2 separate regions of the Homo sapiens genome follow, and region 2 is linked to region 1. A link is an interaction called in ENCODE POLR2A ChIA-PET data of the cell type or tissue named here. Cell type or tissue: Panc1. All regions are shown on one strand. Each heading gives the region's core, and the rest is flanking DNA. Links, peaks and the distances in the headings are about the cores only.

Region 1 (7,967 bases), core at 1,271-5,270:
GTAAAATTAGAATACTATAAAACAATTAACAGGTAAAGGTATTCATCTTTATATTCTCAGAAGAAGGAAGAGAAGTAAATTAACTTTAGATTTATGGCAAATATACATGTTAAATTTTTTAAATATATTGAATATGCAACATTCAAACAGGCGAGAGGAAGGAAAAGTAAAAAAGAAAACTTGCCCAATCTAAGAAAATAAAGATAAATAGAATCATAGCGAAAAGAATACATTTACATTTACCCTATACATTCTAGATGAAATATAAAAATATCTTTACTAATTATTTTTCAAGAAAGTAAGGAACATTCAGGGAAAAACTGAAAAAAAGTAGCTCAGACAGATAAGCAGAACACTAATGCTCATTTTTGCCCCGAAGGCCTTTGCTGAAAGAAGGGAAATTAAGCTTTGTCTTTTATGGCTTCCAGAGGCTCAGAGAACAGAAGAATACAAGCTACCTGGTTGGTACAAATGTAATTCCGGTTTCTGCCATGAATAGTAATGTAACCGCAATTACTTTTGCACCTCCCTAATAGTATGCGTGTAAGGAATGAAATATGAAATCATAATTTTGCAGCTCTAATATAAATTGATTCAGATAAGGTTCATCAAGCTCACCAGGTGAAACATTGCCGGGGAACAGAATATTTCCATTTTGCCAAAGTATCATCCTACAGATAATTTGTTAATTAAAAAATAAAGTAAAACAAAATGGGCTTTAACAAATGTGAAATATAGTGGTCACTACTTTAACCAAATGACCAAAGCAAGCATCACTAATAGTGAGACAATCTAAGTGTCTTCTGATGAGGGCAACATGAGGTACATAATATCACCTGTGAAGTATTCTCCCCAAAAATTGTGGCCATGATCTAACTAAGCCTTCAGATTTATCTTCCAGTTTACTATTAAGACAGGTTGAAGAAAAACAAGTTCACACCACGGGAACACGGTGAGACAATACAGAATGGAGACTTGCATGACGGCTGCCCAGCTCTCTTCACAAGTCAGTATCATTTAAAAGAAGAAGAAAAGTATAGGAACCATTCCAGATTAAATGAAACTAAAGAGAAAATTTAAATATGGACTGTATCTCAATAACATTAGAGAATCACTGCTAGTTTTCTTAGATGTATGAGAATGTGTATATTTTTGGATTATGTATACTACAATATTTAGGGGCAAAATGGTTTGATGTCTGCAACATACGTGCAAACGGTTCAGCACAGATAAATAAAAGAGCAGATAAAGTAAATGTGGCAAAATGTTAACAATTGTTAGGAGTACAGGTGTTAGTGTCACACTCATCTGGTTTCAAGTTCTAGTTTCACCCCTTTCTAGTCATATGATCTTCAAATTTTTTTAAATTTCTGGGAGTATTTCATTTCTTCATATTTAAAATGAGGTATAGGATGATATCTGGTTCACAGAATTGTTGTAAGAATGAAATCAGAAAGTTATTATTAAAGCACTTGAGATGGTACTAGCATGATAACTTTAGCTATAATTATCATTACTATCATCACTAATAAGAAACTAACTTTTGTTATTCTACACACTGTCCTAAGTTCCACATTAGGTGTTAATTAAGTTATTTGGTCATATGTCAGCAATAGAATCAAAATGACTGTTTATAGAAAAGCGGAAAGAAAAATAAACTTGCATACTTCAAATTCTATTATCCAACATGACAATGGAGTCTGGTCCTCTAATTTTAGTTATGGATTACCATACCTACTCTCTTAGATTATAACTTTTCAAAATTTTGTTAGAATATCATGCACTGATGATTCAGAAGGCACTCAAAATCTTGCCATACATAGTATCATGGAAAGTAATATCATTATACTGCATTGCATAAATCATATAGATGGCATGCAGTTCTAGCAAACATATGTAGATGGAATGAGACGGAAAGGGAAAGAAAAAAGAAGGAAGCCATAGAAATCATGAAGATAAAATCATTTATTCTGTCTGAAAACCGAGCAAAACTGAAGAAACCAATTTCAGACGATACTCAGACACACTACAAAGAAGCACAATAAAATTATACAAGCGAAACAAAGGTCAAGGGAGTGGAAAAATGTATAAGCAAGCACGCGGTTTATATTCGCCAACTCAGAAAAGGAGAGGAAAATACTTGACCCGGGCTGTGATGTTCACATTATTAATAATAATTTTAAAAATTATTTTATCTTGTACAGAAATGAGGAGATACCAAAAAGCATTGTTAAAGACATTAATTGCAGGCAATTTTATCAAGGAGAAACAAATAGCTAACTTACATAAACCCTAATTTATTGACACACATTTTGAATGTTTAAGTTACCAGTACTTAGCCAAGACCCGTGATAAAGTTGGATCTCCCAAAACCATGGAAATCAAGGAATATCTATTGAGCTTCTATTATTTGCCAGCAACTGGGCACAAAGGATGTAATAGTGAACAAATTCAGGGAAAGTCCATTCCCTTGAAGAGCTCAAAGTTTAGTAGGGGAAGAGGGAAAATAAATTTTAAAATATTTTAAAATATATCATCTCTTTATTAGTACCTTGTACTATAAGGAAAAATAAAGCAAAATAGTTAGGCTAGACAGTGACAAGTGATGCCCTGTTTAAGAGAGGGTGGTCAGGGAAGGCCACTCAGATTAGGAAACTTTTGAGTTGAGCTGTGTGTATTACATTATGTAAAAGTAAAAACATAAATGTATATACATGTATGTGTATCCATGCAACAAAGCAGTATTCAGTCATACTAAAGAATGAAGCAGTGATCCACGGTACAACAAGGATGGACACGGAAAACATGCTAAGTGGGAAAAGCTAGACAAAAGGTTACATATTATATAATTCCATTTATATTAAATATCCAAAATAGATAAATGTATACAGATAGAACACACATTGGTGGTTGCCAGGTGTTGAGCAAAAGGATATATGAGGAGAAACTAAAAAAAAATTAAATGGGACTGGGCGCGGTGGCTCATGCCTGTAATCCCAGCACTTTGGGAGGCCGAGGTGGGCAGATCACTTGAGTTTGGGAGTTCGAGACAAGCCTGATTAACACAGAGAAACCCTGTCTCTACTAAAAATACAAAAAAATTAGCCGGGTGTGGTGGTGCATGCTTGTAATCCCAGCTACTTGGGAGGCTGAGGCAGGAGAATCGCTTTGCAGTGAACTGAGATCGTGCCATTGCACTCCAGCCTGGGCAACAAGAGTGAAACTCCGTCCCAAAAAACAAAACAAACAAACAAACAAAAAATTAAATGGATGAATGAAAGAATTGCTAAGTTTGGTAACATAAGAAATATTGAAGCAAGAAAGATTAACAGGCTTTCTAATACCAAGCCTTTCATTCTGTATTCTAATTCCTCCTGAGAAAATATAGCTTTCCAGGAAATACAGCACTTGGAAATAAGTTACCATCTGGTCTTTGTCACATCTATTATATATATCCCTTTCTGTATATTTTTGCTAGCCTCACAACATCATAACTGAAGTAAATAAACTTTGTTTTTCTTGTCTCCTGTCTCCATGTGTTGAAATCCCTCCCGAATACTATTATTTTGGTATATTAGGTACCTATTTTTATTTATCCTCCATGTGAAAAATAATTGGGGGTTACATTTGAACGGGATTTAAGAATAACATTTTGAGGTTTCCACAATCAATACCAGCATTTCACAGATGAAGAAACAGACTCAGGTTGTTAGGTCACTGGATCAAGTTCTCAGAGCGAGTAAGTGGCAGAGGAGGAACTCAAATAAATGTTTGCTGGCTCCTGGAGCAATCATGTCTAGTGAGGAAATTCTACCCAGTTCAGTATGGCCCACTTCCTGGCTCTTCCAGAAAGTGCTGCCTTACTTCCTCCCTCAGTGCTTTTCCCCATGAGATGCCCCTTGCCTGGAGTACCTCTGGACCACCAGTGAACTCACCCATGGTCCGGATGCAGCCTCTCAGCCTTTCCCGAGCACCGCCTGCATGGGTCTCTCTCTGTGCAATCTGCCCTGAGGCTTCCCCATTGGGAATGGGCTTTGACTATTCCCCCACATCCTTCTCTGGTTTGCTTTGAAGTGTTGATCTTTATGTGTGGCTGTGATGGAAAACATGACGAGGGACTCAGACAGGGTCTCAAACTCAGGAGACAGTCTCTTCTTTACACAAACTAGACCACGTTGGGGGGCTTTAGAGAAAAGAAATAGAAACAAGCTCAGCTATTAGGGCTAGCATTTCCCTTCTAGACCAATGGTTCAGAAGCTCAGGCAGGGCAAAGGTATTGGACAGGAGCCAGGAAGAGCCATGGCACTCCCTCTCTTGCCCCCCAGGGCTGGCAGGGGCAAATCAGAAGCCTCCAGGAAGGCTTTTCACCACACCAATCATGGGGGCCTCTCAAGAAACCTCTTTCTTCGATGGCTTTTACTTTTTTGAAATCATATTTGTCAGCAGCTGCTACATTTAGCCCTTCAATGCCTTTGTTCCAGTGTCCGTAGATGGAGATGAGAAAATATTAGGTGTCATTTTGGCTTCAGCGGGGCTCAGTAAGAGTCCAGGACAAGCCCCAGAAACCCTGTACCCTCGGGAAAGCTGCAGGTCCCACCTGTGTTGCAGGAGCTGAGGGTATCTCTGAAGGAAATCTGTCAGGGCCCCAGTAAAGTCATGAAGATCACAGGGTAGGAGCTTCAATTAGGGAAAATGGAGACCTTCCATTTCTTCCAACAGGTGTTTAGTTCTTTCCCCTCTTCATTCCATTTATTTCCCACTCAGTGTACTCACGTTTTTCCTCACACTGACTCAGTTTTCCCTAGGGCATTGTGTAGCTGCACTGTGTCTGTTCTCACCATGAAGGACTGGTGATCTCTGTTTTTGCAAAGAGGTCAAAGAGGTCGTCCAGCCGGAAACTGGACAGACTCCATGGGGAGGGCCCTTCCTTCCAGAAGGAATCCTTCCAGTGGAGTGACATAATTGTCAAGGTCATAGTTTGATTCTAGGTCAGCACCCCAGCTGTTAGGATCCTTAAACGACTACTCTGATCCTCAGCTTTACCCCATCCCAGCTTCTATCACACCAATACCCACAAAAATACGCCCTCCATGCAGAAAAGCTCACACAGCTTGTCACTGTGAATTTACAGAACACCAAAACCCGCACTTTCAGGCAAATGTCCCCATCACTGAAACACCTCACAGATGACCTGTCTTGTGGTGAGAAAGAGGTGAGGAGACCTGACCCAAGCCTGGAATTAGTTTTCATGTTCCTACCTTTAAATTCACTTCCTATCCTGTGGCTGAAAGATACTTGAATATGTGAAGAAATATCTGGCCCAAGCCTGTAAATATGTCCTTCCCCTTCCAGTTTTGCTATAATCCTTCCTTTGAAACACTCATCCCTCTGGTATCCTTCCCATTGGAGAAAAGAAAAACAGAAAAAAGAAACTGTTTTAATTATTTCATGTCCCACTCTCAACCCACCTAGGTCCATCATGTTCAAGGTCACCACACACACAGGAGCAGTTATGTTCCACTCACACAGAGCTGTTTGCATCCTGTCTGGGCTTGAGATTAGGGAGGAGGGTTATATAAATGATGAGATAGGGAGGAGGGCTTGAGATAGGGAGGAGGGTTATATAAATGATGAACATTTTCATTTGAGGTACAGAAAGGAACACACACACACACACTCACATGCACATGCACACACACACACATGCACACACACACGCACATGCACACACACATGCACACGCACATGCACATGCACCCATACAGACCTGGAAGTGCTGTGTTACCTTCAATTCTCAAGCATGCATAAGGAGAGAAGGGGAAGGGGTGAGCTGCTGTCCATTTCATTAGGACTAAATGAAGACGTGAGGGCAGTGTCCATCTCCCCAGCCTTCATCAGGAAGGGAAAAGTCTGGGTGAAGGTAATAGCTCTGACCAAGAGACTGAGGGATATAGATTTCTCCCCACCCTTCTAAACTCAGAGCCTAGCTACCACAGGCTTCAAATCTCAAATTAGTGATGTGTGAAGTTTCTTGTCTTTTATTCTACATGGGGGATTTCTGCCCTCTTAGGCCCACGTAGCTTCATGGACCCTACAGCTGTATGGAATTCAGCAGGATGAGGGAGGAAGGAGAAAGACTGCTTGAGCCAGGACCAGAGCTTGGGACTTAAATGATTTTTCTTAGTTTCATGGGTCCTTGGAGATTTTACGGTAATTTTTAAATTATTTTTTTCAATGATAAAATCAAGAAAAAGTGTATTTTAAATATAGAATACATGAATCGATAAAAATGAAATAAGGTTGATGGTAGTGTATATGGAGTACCACTGTCAACTTCCCTCCATGAACAAGAACTCTTAAAGGCCAAAACAGGCACATACTAAGAGCTGCACTGACGCTACCCCATTATATAAGCACAAGCTACTGAGATACCCTGAATCTTGACCCCAAGAGCTGCAGGAGAGGATATCACATCCCCATGTATCTACACACACATATATTTACTTAAAGAAAAAAATATTTGGAGTAGGAAAAAGTGAGATCATCCTCTTCAAAGAATATGTGACATGGAAATGCATAAAGGTGGACCTTAGGACTCCCTCAGGAGATGAACTCCACAATACAGAGCAGAGAGCAGTGGCTATGGCAGCCTGTGGGACCTGATCCCATGGCACCTGCTGATAGGTCCTGATGAAAGACATGGGCTCACTGGGAGGGATGGAAGGAGGACACGTTGGACACAGTTGCTGGGAGCCTCACACTGGCCTTGTGGGTTTCAGGGATACTCGCAGACTTTTCCCTTTTCTCCTTGGAACAATACACTTTAACAAGTGGCTCATCCTCACTTGGCATTCACCTTTTATAGGAGCCTGTCCCTGCTGGGCAAGAACTGGGACATCAGGGTCTCCGTTGATCCCCTGCCTGGGCAGGGTGGGTCAACATCTCTTTGGCAAGAAAAGTCACTAACTCTACTTCTTCTTGGTGCTCTCCCGAGTGGCGCCACTCAGGGCCCTTTGTTTTTTCTAAAATTGGGTTAAAGGCAGTGCCCTGGTTCTGATCCATGGGACCTGAGCCTTCAGGGCCCTTTGCTGCTTCCTTCCCGAGTCACTCGCTCCAGCCTCAAAGTAGACATAGTGACCCTGAGAAGGGGCTGTATCTCCTCTTCACACACTCTGGGCACATGCAGTGGCCCTTGGAAGACAAATTTTCTGAGTCAGGAGCCCATCGGAGCTCTTCCTCCAACTGGAGCTTTGGCCCTCTACCAAGATGGTCTTTCAGACTTGAGTTTTTTAAATCTTGCTCTGCCAAAAGGTGCGGTGGTGTGTGTCATTCCTCAGTGCCTGGTGCCCCCAGAATGCTCAATTCTCCACCTACAATTGGGAACTTCCATGAACAGTGGCTCTCAGGGGGGTCTTGATATGGCTTGGGAGCAGTGGACTCTCCATGAACTGTTACACTGCTCTGATTTGTCCTCACTGTCCTGGAAGGTATGGGGGCTGGGGTGTCCTGCCCAATGCCGAGTAATGGTAAGTTGTTCACAGAATGCACCTCATAGCCCTGCTCGGTTGTTCTGGACATAATCCTTTCTCTTCTCCAACCACATCTGGGTATGCAGCCTCCTTATCGCTCAAATCCAGGTGCTCCTGATCAACAGGATGAAGGATAAACACACGTCTAACCACCACATGACAGGCTGCAGCTTAATCTCAGAGAGAGGCCAGCAAGTGATAAAAAGAAACACACTCTACACGGAGAACACAGTGTGAGAAGGAGGAGAGACAAACCCCTGCCCGATCCCTGCCTCCAGGAGAAGGCTGTGAAGGGCAGACATGAGTCTTCCCGGCCTGCGAATATGGGGGCAGAAGAGGGCACCCACAGGAACTCTGGAGATGAGCTCCCTGGGACAGTTCCATAGAAAGGGAAGGGACCAGGCTGAGTCAGCAGGAAGGTGGTTGGTTCCGTGGGGG
Region 2 (7,967 bases), core at 2,413-6,412, 560 kb before region 1:
CATAATTCACAAATGTGCCTATCACAAAAGAAGGTGTTTTTACCTTCTCCTACCAAAGAATCAGAGTGGTGTATAATAGGTACTTTGAGTAACCTGATTATTTTCTTAATATCATGAATATTAATAGCATAACTGATGGTTGATGTGGCTTTTAGAAAGGAAAAAAAAAAAAAAAACCCCAAAGAACATTCCTGATTAGCAGTAGTTCCTTCAGCCACTACCAGTCTGTTTTAAAGACATATTTAAGTATGGAGTTGTCCTTTTTGTCTCAGGAGCAATGCAAACAGCCTTTTTTTCTTTTCTTTTTCTTGTTGTTGTTACTAAGGCATAATATGTTAATGCATTCAATTTTTAAGAAACTGAAAGCTCAAAAGTGACCAGGATCGCTAGCACAGGGATGTTTAAATTTTAGTGACCTATAGGGGATAGTCACTTACTCCATGGTTCACTGAAATGGTTCCTTTACCTTAATACATGAAAGAAAGAGGAGTCTAACATTTCATCCTTTTTCAGAGGAGAGTCCTCCTACAGACCAGTAATAAAGTATCCCTGCAAGTCCAGTCCCTGCTCCTAGCAGAGAAACTTCTAAGTCTGTAAGCTTGTGACTGATCTTTCCTATTTGATGTATTTGAACTTCATTACTGTAGTAACAAGAGCTTAAAAACATAAGAGTTAGGCTTACATATGTCTAAAGTGTCTTATAGTAACTTCCTATGTGTATACCAAGGATTAAAGTAGAGTGTCAATATATCTTATGATAAATGAAAAGGAGCTTTTTTAATCAGTTGGCCTCACCGTTATATATTACTATCATTAATAGATCTTACTTGCTTTAGATTTAGATTCCATTTTCTAAAACTAGGAAGCTAGGAGTAATATTTTTCCTACAGCTTAAATAAAGAGTCATGAAAGCCTTTCTCTATAACAAAGGTTAAAAAAAATCATCAAATAAGATTTGCGTTGTTTGCTTCTTTTTCAGAATACAAATTTTTCTGGGATTTTTTATGATGTGATATGTGCTTCTGTGAGGTAATGCTATTAACCAACAAAAACTGTTTAAGAATAAAAAATAAAACATTCTATCATTTCAGGTGGCTAATGTCAAATGCACGTTGTTATTTCAGCACAACTTCAACCAATACAGACTGATGTGTTCTTTAGCAAGGGTTGATTCACTAGAATGCTTATCTTAACAAAGCAGTTAAAGATACGATGTATGTTTACATAGATCAATTGTATTTTTTATCATACTTCTGTATGTCGATCAGATTGTACGGTATTACTACGTTTTATAATTCACTGCAGAGAGGAAGTACCTACCTACTTTATTCTTTTCAAAGGAGAAATAATTGAGCAAGGATATTAGTTTGCTTGAATTCTATTTTGCTTTTCTCCTTCTTAGTAGCCAAATATAAACTGTTATTTTCTCCTTTGTGCATTTCAGTTAAAAAAAAAAAGAGGGTGTAGTTTATTCTATGTTTCACTAGAAAATTGCAATCTTTCTCATTTCCCACCTTTTGCTTTTTTGTCTCTAAGGGAAATGAGGTCTCATCCTTTCACTTTTTAGGAATCTCCTACACTCTAAAATTCTTACTTTATTTCTATGTCTTACTCCTTTTCTGCCGTGCCCAAGGCTTGTTTCACATAAATAAACTTCATTTGATATGGAAAAATGTTTATTTTTATCAAGTTTATTTGATAAAAAGAAAAAAGTCATAGCTTTAGCAGAGAGCAATGTAACATTATTGTAACTTTAAACCGATTTTTTTTCTCTGTGCTATTCTTATAGTTAATTCAGGAAAACATTCTGTGTGTAACTTGCTCACACTCATTTAGAAATCTTACGACACAAAAGAAAGATATTGGAAAACCAGAGAGAAAATTGTGTTTTCTTCTTTCAATTTTGATTATCATGAAAAAGTAATTTATGCTTACTAAATATAGACACATAGAAAGTAGTGAGTAAATTTTCAAGAATAACTATTACCCAGCTTAGCATGGTGAGAAACCAAATGTATAATCTGGCATATTTTATTCTGGTCTTTCTTTTCCATATATCTGTGTGATTTCTTTGTTTAAACAAGCATAATTTGGTAATACAGAATACAGTAAAGAAGAAATCTTTGTTATATTGAGTAATTCACATCAGTGGAACTGGCCTAGGGAAGGGGAGTGTAGAAAATTAAGATCTGAAGTAGAATTTAAGAAAATCCAAGCAGATCTCATCTCCCCCGATCTCCTTGTGACAACCCACTTAAGATAAGAAAGAAGCTCTGTTACTACTTTTATCCCTCATGCGCATTTAAACGCTTTGTCAAAGACTGAAAGAGAAAAGGAAAAAACAAAAGATTTAGCTGATCCCCACTCCGAGCCCTCAGACGGATCCTGGAAAGTTTTGTATGCCACGTCCACACTTTGCACACTCCCTTTCACCCCATTGGCTTGTTCCTGGTTCACATTTCTGCAAGTGAAGGAGTATCTCAGAGAGATGAGAAGCCTCTCACAATAAAACTACAGATGGTTGGTGGAGGGTATATGAAAATGACTTTATAAATCCAAATTAAATGCCCTAGAAGAGAATCAAATATGTGACCTGCTTTTGAAAGGCATCAAGGAATGAGAATATGGTGATTATTCTAGAGTATTTAAAAGAATTCTTCAGAACATCTATGTGTAAAGCGAAAGTGGAAAAAAAGAACAAATAAAAATACGGCTTTCATGACCTAATGGTTCATGGCCTATTAGGATGGAGCCCACTGACTTATCTTACAAGGGAACTGCCAATTCTGCTCTTAATGTTATTAATTTAAATTGAGTGCTAACTGTAATAGATGTGATTAAAAATATATAGAATTAGACATTGTCCCTGCTCATTAATTCTGCTTCCTGGTGGCTAGTTCTCTGCCCATCTTTCATGTTCACAGCTTGCCAGGTGAACAAGGACAGAGTTAAAAATGTTTCATGAGGTTGATCATTGTCATTATTTCCAATTAATACTTTGAGTGCATATGGGGTGCATGGTACCATGCCGGGTCCCATAAGAAGCTTGGTAGAAATTAATTAAAGGCCTTGAAGGAACGTCAGATATAAAGGGCAAGTAATACCTCAAGGAAGGAAATACATCATAAATAAATGATTTTTACAGTTTTTTTGGTTCATATTGGTCTGTTTTCATAATGTTATTCAAGTTAAAACTGTGAAGTAACAAAGAGGGAGGAAAATGGTACATGAGCCAAGAAGAGAAAAAAATTAAAAGAATAGAGCAGAAAAATACGAATTGGAAATCACTATTCACACAAGAAAAATTGAGATAGGAAAGTATTAATTAAGAATGTCTATGCCATAAGTTGTGAAAATCCAACTAAAATTGGTTTAAGGAAAAACAAGAGTAATTTACTGGCTCACAAAAAAAGTCAAGTGGCAGCCTCACGGACAACTTGATCCAAGACTTTAAACAATGCCATTGGGGTTGAATTTTAATGTCTTTCATTGTTTAAATTTGTGTTCTGTCTTTATTCCATGGCAAAAAAGTTGCCAGCACATCTCCAGCTTCCTATCTTCTCAGGGTAGACCGCATGAATAAAGCGTTATGCTAAGCAAGAGAAGCCAGACTCGTAGGCTGATTTTTTTTCTTCTAGCCCTACAACAGTTATAGTAGCTCTTCTTAGATAACATGCCTATCCCTGAATCAACCATGGTGGCTTCTGTAGTGCAATAATTCTTTAAATGACCAGCTCTTAGATACATGGGTGGAATTTGCATCACTGAAATCTATGAATTTAGAGGGAGGGAGAAGTGAATCTCCAGAAGGAAAAGTGAATGTCTTGATAAGAATAAGTGGAAATAAATGCTAATAAGAAACAAACAAACAAATAAACAGAGAAATGCTCCACTATAAAAAGTACACATATGAAAGAAAAGACAGGGCAGAATAGACCTGTTTGCATTAAACTTTCTCTTGGATTTTATAACTGATGGAATAAAATTAGGACAAATGAAAACCACTAACTTTGCTATTACCATATTCCCAGACACTGTTGAATGACTTGTAAATTATATTCACTCAACTCCTAATTCCTAATTGACTGGGAATGCCAAATGCTTAAAACTTCAATTTCATTATGTTATGACTCTTAAATATTTGTCTGGCACTATAGGGCAGGGGATAACATTTCTGCATTTGTGTTGGAGGGCTGAATGCAGTCAGCCCTCACTGGCACAGAATCTGCAAGATGAGTAAGAAGCTTATTCGTTGAGACCAGAGAAAGAGTAAAGGGCCACAACACACTTCTCAAGAAGGATCAGGAAACAAGTACCTTCAGGATGTAGAGAAAAAAAGAGATCTGCTTGCTGCCATCTAAATGGGGAAAGAAACTAACTTACGTTGAAAGTCTAACATATGCTGAGCACTTTATCGTCCTCATCTCATTTAATCTTCATACCAGTTTTACAATACTCAAAAAAAAAAAAAAAAGAAAGAAAGAAATTGACACCGATGAAATACATTCTGAAGGTCCTAGTACTGATAATGTCCAGGACTGGGATTTGAACCCTTGTCCATATCATTGTAAGATGCAATTTACAAACTGCCAAGCTCGCTCCCTCTGTGGAGCAGTTTCAGTGGGCACATGACATTGAGAGCTTCTCACACTTCCTACTCTCTGTCCTTGCATCCACCCTCTACACCAAACTGGGAGATGGGAGGTGGGGGATGAGGTAGTTTTGGGGGCAAGGGAAATCTGGGTAGTAAGTAGAGAATACAGAAGTATAAATGTGATTTTTATGAAGTTTTGCCTCATGGCTGAATCTCCCTTTAGTACTTCAATAAAATACTAATGTCTTCTTAAAGTATTGTGGAATGGGATCTGGTTCATGGTTGTTTTCAAATATTGCTTCTATTGTAAATGAGAAAATGGGCTAACCTCAGGAAGATAATCACATGTGGGTGAGGCTTAAAATAGGGAGTGGGACTTTAAATAGTTATCTGAACATTTTTTAGAATAATTTTTAAAAGATGTAATTATGAATAATTATAATAATTCCGTCCCTGCTTTCTAAATATCAGGGATAAATGAAAAAGAGAAAATTCTATATAACAGCATAACATTTAAAATTTAAAATAGAAAGCATGCACGTTATCCTTCACAGAAGAGAAACTATTGGCCCTATTTCCACATGCTTTTCTCATATTGAAATATTGTGTTCAAATAAGATGGCAGGTATACAACCAACTATGTTCTTATTCTTACAAAAAAGAATTTTCCCTCATATTCTATATTTCTCTACAAGAATATTTTGTTTGATTAATCTTTTTTTTTTTTCTTTTGAGACAGAGTTTTGCTCTTGTCGCCCAGGCCGGACTGCAATGACCTGATCTGGGCTCACTGCAACCACCAACTCCCAGGTTCAAGCAATTCTCCTGCCTCAGCCTTCCGAGTAGCTGGGATTACAGGCGCCCGCCACCACGCCCAGCTAATTTTTGTATTTTTAGTAGAGACAAAGTTTCACCATGTTGGCCAGGCTGGTCTTCAACTCCTGACCTCCTGTAATCCGCCCACCTCGGCCTCTCGAAGTGCTGGGAATATAGGCATGAGCCACTGTGCCCGGCCTGTTTGATTAATCTTATACATATGACATATTCTTAATAAAATCTAAAGACAAGGATGAAACACTAAAGCTATTTACTATGGTTTAGGGCAGTCTCAATGCTATAGTATTAAGGACATAGGATGTATTTAAAAGATGGCAAATATTATTTATCATTACAAGGAACATTTCCTCTGACACAGTCAAAAAAAGTCAGCCAATAAATCTTTCAAAAGTCTGAGTATCATTTAAAAGTAAAAATTAGAAAAGAAATGCAAGGTTTTTTTCAAAATCCCTACATGTTTTTCTGATGAGACTTTTTGCCCCATATGACAATCTGTGGAGTGGTTTATCCTAATTCATTATAATTTTATTGGTTTTCTTCCTCATTTCTTTGTGCATTTTTACATAATAAAAACTGTAAAAACAAGTTAAATATTTACTTAAGATTCATGATAGATATAAAATGAAATAAGGAATATTGTAGAAAGTGAGACTAATGCTTCATTCAACATAAGGCTCTGTCGCAAATAATTCCACACAAAAAGAATCTGTTTTCTTCTTCTATCCAGGTGAATGATGTACCATGAACAGTTTCAACATTACATGAATAATATGGCTCAAAGAGCATTAAATTTCTTACATGCAACCTGTTCATTTTTAAAAGCTTTGGTAAAGGTAGAATTTTACTTGTTAGCTCTGCTATTAGAAAACACAATTAAATAGTGTGTAATGCTTCTTTTTTCCTTGCTTTTGTTTTAGAGCATGATGTAGTGAGTGCAATGCTAGTTGGAACTAAAACAAAAATCTTTCTCATCTTACTATACTAAACTTAACCAGCATCATGCTACCGAGCACATCATGTAACACCTTTAGGCCTCACTAACCTCATCCATATAATGGGAGTCCGGAATGGCAAATCATTTTTAAAAAATGTCTTTATTACACTTTAATTTCTGGGATATATGTGCAGAACGTGCAGGTGTGTTACATTGGTATACACGTGCCATGGTTGTTTGCTGCACCCATGAACCCGTCATCTACATCAGGTATTTCTCCTAATGCTATCCCTCCCCTATCCCCCCACCCCACAACAGGCCCCAGTGTCTGATGTTCCCCTCCCTGTGTCCATGTGTTCTCCTTGTTCAACTCCCACTTATGAGTGAGAACATGTGGTATTTGGTTTTCTGTTCTTGTGTTAGTTTGCTGAGAATGACGGTTTCCAGCTTCATCCATGTCCCTGCAAACAACATGAACTCATCCTTTATTATGGCTGCATAGTATTTCATGGTATATATGTGCCACATTTTCTTAATCCAGTCTACCATTAATGGCATTTGGGTTGCTTCCAAGTCTTTGCTATTGTGAATAGTGCTGCAATAAACATATGTGTGCATGTGTCTTTAGAGTAGAATGATTTATAATCCTTTGGGTATATACCCGGTAATGGGATTGCTGGGTCAAATGGTTTTTCTGGTTCTAGATCCTTGAGGAATCGCCACACTGTCTTCCACAATGGTTGAACTAATTTACTTTCCCACCAACAGTATAAAAGCGTTCCTATTTCTCCACAGCCTCTCCAGCACCTGTTGTTTCCCGACTTTTTAATGATCACCCAGAATGGCAAATCTTTTAAAGGCAGGAGTAGAAAGCCAAATAAATTCACTAGCTCTAAGATCTATTGAAGAAATTATAGTCTAAGAGCCTTTGGCAATCTTAATTTTTTTATATCACATTTGTCAGTGGTGGCACATTGACTGAAAATATTTATCAATTTAATAATTTTTGGACATAGATCAGAAATAATTGCACTTGAAAAAAATAGAAACACAAGTAGCAACAGATTACTAACCTAAGAAATCTGTTGTTATTATAAAAAATACACTTATTATAACTTTCTTAGAGAGTGGACATTGAGACATAAAATATATCATCCTAAATATTCAACAGTAACCCATATTTCTCTTCATCATTACTGGTCTTTAATTGTAAGTTCCAGGAGATCAAAATTCAATTATCCTCATATAATGCAGCAATTGCAAGGATAGGTAGCTACTATATGTTCTGTTGATGAGTGGTTCTACTAGCTAGATGTAAAGGTGCTTACTTTTGTCTTCTTAATTCAAAAAATGTTGACTCAATACTTTTTTTCTTAGTTCTTCCACAAGCTATTTTATTTAAATACCTGAAATATTTTTAAATAGCATTTCCTGATGTTTGTGGATTTCAAACTTGAATATGCCATTAAAAGAATATTGCTGTGGATGTAAAAACTGCTCAGTATATTAAAATTTGACTTGCTGCTCAAAGTATATTACATATGTAGTACAACTTTACATGAGCATCTACTTTCTTCAGAACATCTTGATTTTCATTTACTT

Evidence for each region. ChIA-PET counts read pairs that join two places held together with the same protein. Peaks named below come from ENCODE experiments on the same cell type or tissue, not always from the same donor. Only the 100,000 strongest peaks of a DNase experiment are listed, where the experiment ranks them.
Region 2: POLR2A ChIA-PET joins it to region 1 with 6 read pairs; 2 of 35 experiments call an interaction of 5 or more read pairs at or near these places.

The regions. Positions count from the first base shown.
Region 1 is chr5:163,948,184-163,956,150 of GRCh38, reverse strand. No RefSeq gene overlaps it. Among named protein-coding and RNA genes, the nearest start is that of LINC03000, 340 kb to the left of the region's middle. In Panc1, for the core only: no CTCF peak of the experiment used is centred there; no DNase peak of the experiment used is centred there.
Region 2 is chr5:164,509,695-164,517,661 of GRCh38, reverse strand. The region is part of intron 2 of LINC03000 (long intergenic non-protein coding RNA 3000); the gene reads right to left. All of the region lies in intron 2 of LOC102546299 (a long non-coding RNA gene), which reads right to left. Among named protein-coding and RNA genes, the nearest start is that of LINC02143, 46 kb to the right of the region's middle. In Panc1, for the core only: no CTCF peak of the experiment used is centred there; no DNase peak of the experiment used is centred there; H3K27ac peaks cover 334 bases.